Regions from separate parts of the Homo sapiens genome. Here region 1 is linked to region 2. The links are chromatin loops, found by intact Hi-C in ENCODE. Cell type or tissue: HepG2. All regions are shown on one strand. Links, peaks and the distances in the headings refer to the core of each region. The heading gives the core; the rest is flanking DNA. Region 1 overlaps LINC01503 (long intergenic non-protein coding RNA 1503). Region 2 overlaps LOC124902283 (a long non-coding RNA gene).

What was found. Hi-C counts contacts between places; a loop is a spot of excess contacts. Peaks named below come from ENCODE experiments on the same cell type or tissue, not always from the same donor. Only the 100,000 strongest peaks of a DNase experiment are listed, where the experiment ranks them.
Region 1: it touches region 2 in a loop (5-fold over the local background); 36 of 110 quality-filtered maps call a loop at or near these places.

What each region holds. Positions count from the first base shown.
Region 1 is chr9:129,342,543-129,345,451 of GRCh38, reverse strand. All of the region lies in intron 3 of LINC01503 (long intergenic non-protein coding RNA 1503), which reads right to left. Among named protein-coding and RNA genes, the nearest start is that of LINC01503, 7.1 kb to the right of the region's middle. In HepG2, for the core only: a CTCF peak has its summit at 1,363; a DNase peak (open chromatin) is centred at 1,461.
Region 2 is chr9:129,475,672-129,478,501 of GRCh38, reverse strand. It overlaps LOC124902283 (a long non-coding RNA gene), which reads left to right. Exons shown (of 2, transcript XR_007061814.1): 2 at 876-1,666. Among named protein-coding and RNA genes, the nearest start is that of LINC00963, 12 kb to the left of the region's middle. In HepG2, for the core only: a CTCF peak has its summit at 1,163 (motif pointing right); a DNase peak (open chromatin) is centred at 1,601; H3K4me3 peaks cover 641 bases.

The sequences.
Region 1 (2,909 bases), core at 223-2,722, 130 kb after region 2:
TAAGAGAACTGAGAATAAAAATTTTTTAAAATACACATAAAATGTGCCATCTTAACCATTTTTAAGTGTGTAGTTCTGTAGTGTTAAGTACATTCATGCTATTGTGCAACGGTCACCACCATCCACCCACAGAACTCTTTTCATCCTGTAAAACTTAAACTCTGTACCCGTGAAATACTAACTCCTCCTTCTCCCTGGCCATCACCATTCCACTCTCTGTCTCTATGAATGTGACTTCTTTAGAGCCTCACATAAGTGGAATCCTATTGTATTTGTCCTTTTGTGACAGGCTATTTTACTTAGCGTAATGTCTTCAAGGTTCATCCATGTTATAGCGTGTGTCAGAATTTCCTTTTTATGGCTAAATAATATTCCATTGTACGTATGTATCAAATTTTGTTTATTCCTGCATTCAAGGACACTTGAGTTGCTTCCACCTTCTGGCTATTGTGAGTGATGTTGCTATGAAGATGGGAGCATGAATATGTCTTCGAGGCCTTGCTTTCAACGCGTTTGGGTACATACCCAGAAGTGGAAATGCTAGATCATATGGTAATTCTATTTTTACTTTTTTTGAGGAACTGCCATGCTGTTTTCCACAGCGGCTGCACCATTTTCATTCCTACCAGCAATGCTTGAGAGTTCCAATTTCTCCACCTCCTCCCCACCAGCCCTTGTTCTTTCTGGTTCCTGATAGTAGCCATCCTAATGGGTGGGAGGTGACGTCTCATCCGGGTTTTCATCTGCATTTCCCTAATGATTAAGGAGGGGATAAGGGCTTTTTCTTTTTTCTTTTCTTTCTTTTTTTTTTTTTTTTTTTTTTGAGACAGAGTCTTACTCTGTCGCCCAGGCTGCAGTGCAGTGGCGCAATCTCGGTTCACTGCAACCTCCGCCTCCCGGGTTCAAGCGATTCTCCTGCCTCAGCCTCCTGAGTAGTGGGATTACGGGTGCATACCACCACACCGGACTAGTTTTTGTATTTTGGGTAGAGATGGGATTTCACCTTGTTGACCAGGCTGGTCTTGAACTCCTGACCTCAATTGATCTGCCTGCCTTGGCCTCCCAAAGTGCTGGAGTTACAGTCATGAGCCACCTCGCCCAGCCTGGTGAGGGTTTTTTCAATGCCGCTGGTGGGTCTACAGCAGTGCAGTCACCTGGTTCTGCTTCCACAGGAGGAAATGAGGGTCCCGGTGCCACCCCCCTCCCGGGGATGTTGTGGGAGTCCTCGAGCCCCAAACAAGCTAGTGGGGCTGCGTCTGCAGTGTGACCTGTGCCCCAGTGAACAGGCTGGGGGCCCAACTTCTCCGGAACCTCAGCCTCCGCCGATGTTGCAACCTCTCCTTCCCCTGCTGGGCCTCAGCAGGAACTGAGCTGGGCTTTTCCAGCTCCGGCCAATCCTGTGACCTGCAGTCCCCACCCAGCCTGGAACTCAGAGCAGAGAGGAGTCAGCACCACAGGGAGGCAGGTGACAGGGTCGTCTGCATGTCCCTTGGCTTCCGCATCCAGACAAAGGGCAGCTCTGTGTACAGTGTGTACAGGACATGCAGGACGAGCGTGCGGACTGTGTGGCCAGACAGATGCGGTCTGAGTCCCATTTCTGCCATTTGCCAGTGGTGTGACCTGGATAAGTCACTTCCCCTCCCCAGCCCTCACTTCGATCTGTGAAATGGTGCTTGGCACGCGGTAAGAACTCAGTACCTCCTACGATTCTCAACCCCATCCTTCTCCTCATCACCATCAACATCCACCAGGATGACCAGGTCACGCCTGTGTCCAACCATCCATGGCTCCCCCACTGCCTGCCAGAGACAGCCCATCACACTCTCATGGCTGCTGGCCACCGCCCAGACTGACCCCTGCCCACATCTCCATCCTCCTCTCCCTCTCGCTCGTCACATTCGGGGCTGCCCTCCTGTCCCTCAAACGCGAAGCTCTCCCTCCAGCCACAGGGCCTTTGCATATGCTGTTCCCTGCCTGGAATGTGCTTTCCCCACCCCATCCTGCGCTCCCTCTTCATCAGTTACCTCCTAAAAGACCTCTGAACCATGAAATTATTGGAATACTGTCCGTCTCCCTACGTCACTCTGTGAGGCCAGGATCATGCCTGCTTTGCTTCCCACTAAAGACAAGGTTGGTCCAGGTGCCCCCCAAATATTAGCCAAATGGAATTATTCCTTTCCAGAAAACCCCTGATTTTGGAAACTCAGGTTCCTTCCACAAAAACAAGCTATTCCCCACATAACTAAATAAGCTTTAACTTTCATACCTTTGGAAGGTTTTTTCCCCTTCATTAAGTGAACCAACCTGAGAAAGCCCTCAGCTACATCCTGTGTCCTCATTTTTCAGCTCAGAAAAATATGGTCACTGCACTTGGAGCAGCTGCTCCCAACGCCTGCCACGCCTCCTCCCAGCCCAGCCTCTGGCTGCCCCTTCCTCAGGACTCAAGGGAGGTTTTGGGCTGCTCTCTGGGTGACCCCTTGCTTGGGAATAAACACCCACCCTGAGGGACGGAGGACCCAGGTGGAGGTGCAGATGCGTTTCAGCCCCAACAACAAGGTCTTCAAGAGCCACAGTGAACCCTGCTCGGTGTCAGGGCCTGACCCAGCCGGGTGACACACAGCACCACAGCCAGCCGGGGGGCGAGGGTCACCTGGTTCTGCTTCCACAGGAGGAAATAAGGGTCCCAGTGCCACCCCCCTCCCGGGGATGTTGTAGGAGTCCTCGACCCCTAAACAAGCTAGTGGGGCTGCGTCTACAGCGTGACCTGTGCCCCAGTGAACAGGCTGGGGGCCCAACTTCTCCGGAACCTCAGCCTCTGCCAGGTTCCGGACCCCAGGAGGGCCATGGGCAGGAGGCCCAGCAAGACTGTGTGGCCCAAACCCATGCCTGTGTCCATCCTTCCATCCCCT
Region 2 (2,830 bases), core at 1-2,500:
ATTTTTGTATTTTTTGTAGAGACAGGGTTTTGCCATGTTGCCCAGGCTGGTCTCAAACTCTTGGGCTCAAATCTTCCTTCCACCTTGGCCTCCCAAAGTGCCGGGATTACAGGTGTGAACCACCACACCTGGCCTCACTCTCATGACCCCTCATGGGGTCTTGCCATGTTACCCAGGCAGGTCTTGAACACAAGCGATCCTCCTGACTCAGCCTCCCTAAGTGTTGGAATTGCAGACCTGAGCCACCGTGCCCGGCGCACTATTGTTTCTTGAAATTCAAATACGCTTCTTTCTTTTTCAGTCATTTGTAAATGTCTGGTAACCTTTCATAATGTTATTAATAATAATATTTCTAATAACTGGTAATCAATAACTGTACTCTCTGTAGCATTAACTGCATGCTTACTGAGAAAGGATGTACTCTAGTCCAGGCATGGTGGCTCACGCCTGTCATTCCAGCACTTTGGGAGGCCGAGGTGGGTGGATCACTTGAGGTCAGGAGTTTGAGACCAGCCTGGTCAACATGGTGAAACCCCATCTCTACTAAAAATATAAAAATTAGCCGAGTGTGGTGGCACGTGCCTATAATCTCAGCTATTCGAGAGGATGAGGCATGAGAATCGCTTGAACGTGAGACGCGGAGGTTTCAGTGAGCTGAGATCATGCCACTGCACTCCAGCCTGGGTGACAGAGCCAGAAGCTGTCTCAAAAACAACAACAACAAAAACAAAAACAACAAAGAAAGGAAGGAAAGGAGAGGGAGAGGAAAAAGGAAAGAAAGGCTATATTCTAAGTGCTTATGTGTATAAATGTGTGTAATTGACATGGCAGTCCTATGAGAAGGGTGTTTATTTGTGCTATCACTCTTGTTTTAGAGATGAGGACACTGAGGCTCAGAGGGCTGACATGCCAAGCCCCAGGGCACAGGAAGGCAGGCCTCTGCTTCCACCTCACATCCCCCAGTGCCTCTGGAAACCGCAGCCTGTGGAGGGCCTGAGGTCGCTTATCACCTGTCTCTGCAGCTCATCCTCAGCAAAGACTGAGGGTCCTTGATGCTGTCCGGGTCCTTGATGCTGTCCCCATCTTTATGCCAGGTCTCATCTCAGAGGCAGGCTCAGGAAGGGAGCTGGGAGATGCCGGCAGAGGGCCCAGGAGAGGCACACTGCCCACCAGCTAGGAGCTGCTTCTGACCTCGCTGGCCGATGGCCGGGGACCCTGGCCCCTCCCAACCCCAGGGACACAAAGCAGAAGATCCCAGAATGGGGATGGGGAGAGAGGACCATCTTGTTCAACTTCCTCATTCTATACCAGGAAAACAGGCATCGGAGAAGGGAAGAGATACCTCAAGGTCAACGCCAAGTCCAGCAGCTGCTGCTCTCCTGAGTCCTCCACGTGGACTTCTTCTGCGTTCCCACATCTCATTCCTCCAATTTTTTTTTAAAAATTGTTAGTAGTAGCATAATACTAAGAAAGCACTATTCAAAGGAACAAGAAGACCCACCGTGTGCGGAACGGTCACTGTGCACCAGGCAACGTGACCCGCAATTTTCTCTCCTATAAAACGGGGATGAGAACAGGGCCTCCCCTGCTGACTCATGGGAAGAGGTTAAGATCAAAGGTGACAGTGGACATGAATCAGCATTTTATAAACCACAAGACATTGTCACCATGGCTATCTTTGGTTTTTATTATTTATTTTTTAATTTTTTAATTTTTATTTTTTGAGAGCAGGGTCTCACTCTGTTACCCAGGCTGCAGTGCAGTGGTGCAATCATGGCTCTCTGCAGGCTCAAATCCTGGGCTCAAGCAATCCTCCACTCAGCCTCCTGAGTAGGTGGGACTATAGGTGTGTGCCACCTTGCTATTAAATTACCTGGCTATGGCCGGGCACAGTGGCTCACACCTGTAATCCCAACACTTTGGGAGGCTGAGGCGGGTGGATCACTTGAGGTCAGGAGTTCAAGACCAGCCTGGCCAACCCCGTCTCTACTGAAAATACAAAAATTAGCTGGGCATGGTGGCACATGCCTGTAATCTCAGCTGCTAGAGAGGCTGAGACACAAGAATTGCTTGAACTTGGGAGGCAGAGGTTGCAGTGGGTCGAGATTGCCCCACTGCACTCCAGCCTGGGTGACAGAGCGGGACCCTGTCTCCAAAACAAAAAATAAAATAAATAAATAAATAAATAAATTACCTAGTTAACTGAAAAAAATTTTTTGTGAAGACGGTCTCAGCCGGGCGTGGTGGTTCATGCCTGTAATCCCAGCACTTTGAGAGGCTGAGGCGGGTGGATCACCTGACGTCAGGAGTTCGAGCCAGCCTGACCAACATGGTGAAACCCCGTCTCTACTAAAAATACAAAAATTAGCTGGGCATGGTGGCGGGCGCCTGTAATCCCAGCTACTTGAGAGGCTGAGGCAGGATAATCGCTTGAACCCTGGAGGCTGAGGTTGCAGCCGAGATCGCACCTCTGCACTCCACCCTGGGCAACAAGAGTGAAACTCTGTCTCAAAAAAAAAAGACAGGGTCTCAAGTATGTTGCTCAGGCTGGTCTTGAACTCAAGCAATCTGGCTTGGCCTCCCAAAGTGCTCGGACTACAGGCATGAGCCACCTTGCCCAGCCCCGTGGTTAGCTTTGAATCCTGGGCATAGAAGCTAGAAGTAAGCTCCTACCAGGGAAACCAGGTGACATTTAGGGCCCAGAAACAATCAGTTCTTCCAGGTTAGATCCTCCCTCGGAAAGCACATAGGGCCATTTACTCATTTGCTCATGGTCCACCTGAAAATCCTGCGTACAGCACCTGCTATGTGCAGCAGCTCAGCCCCGAGG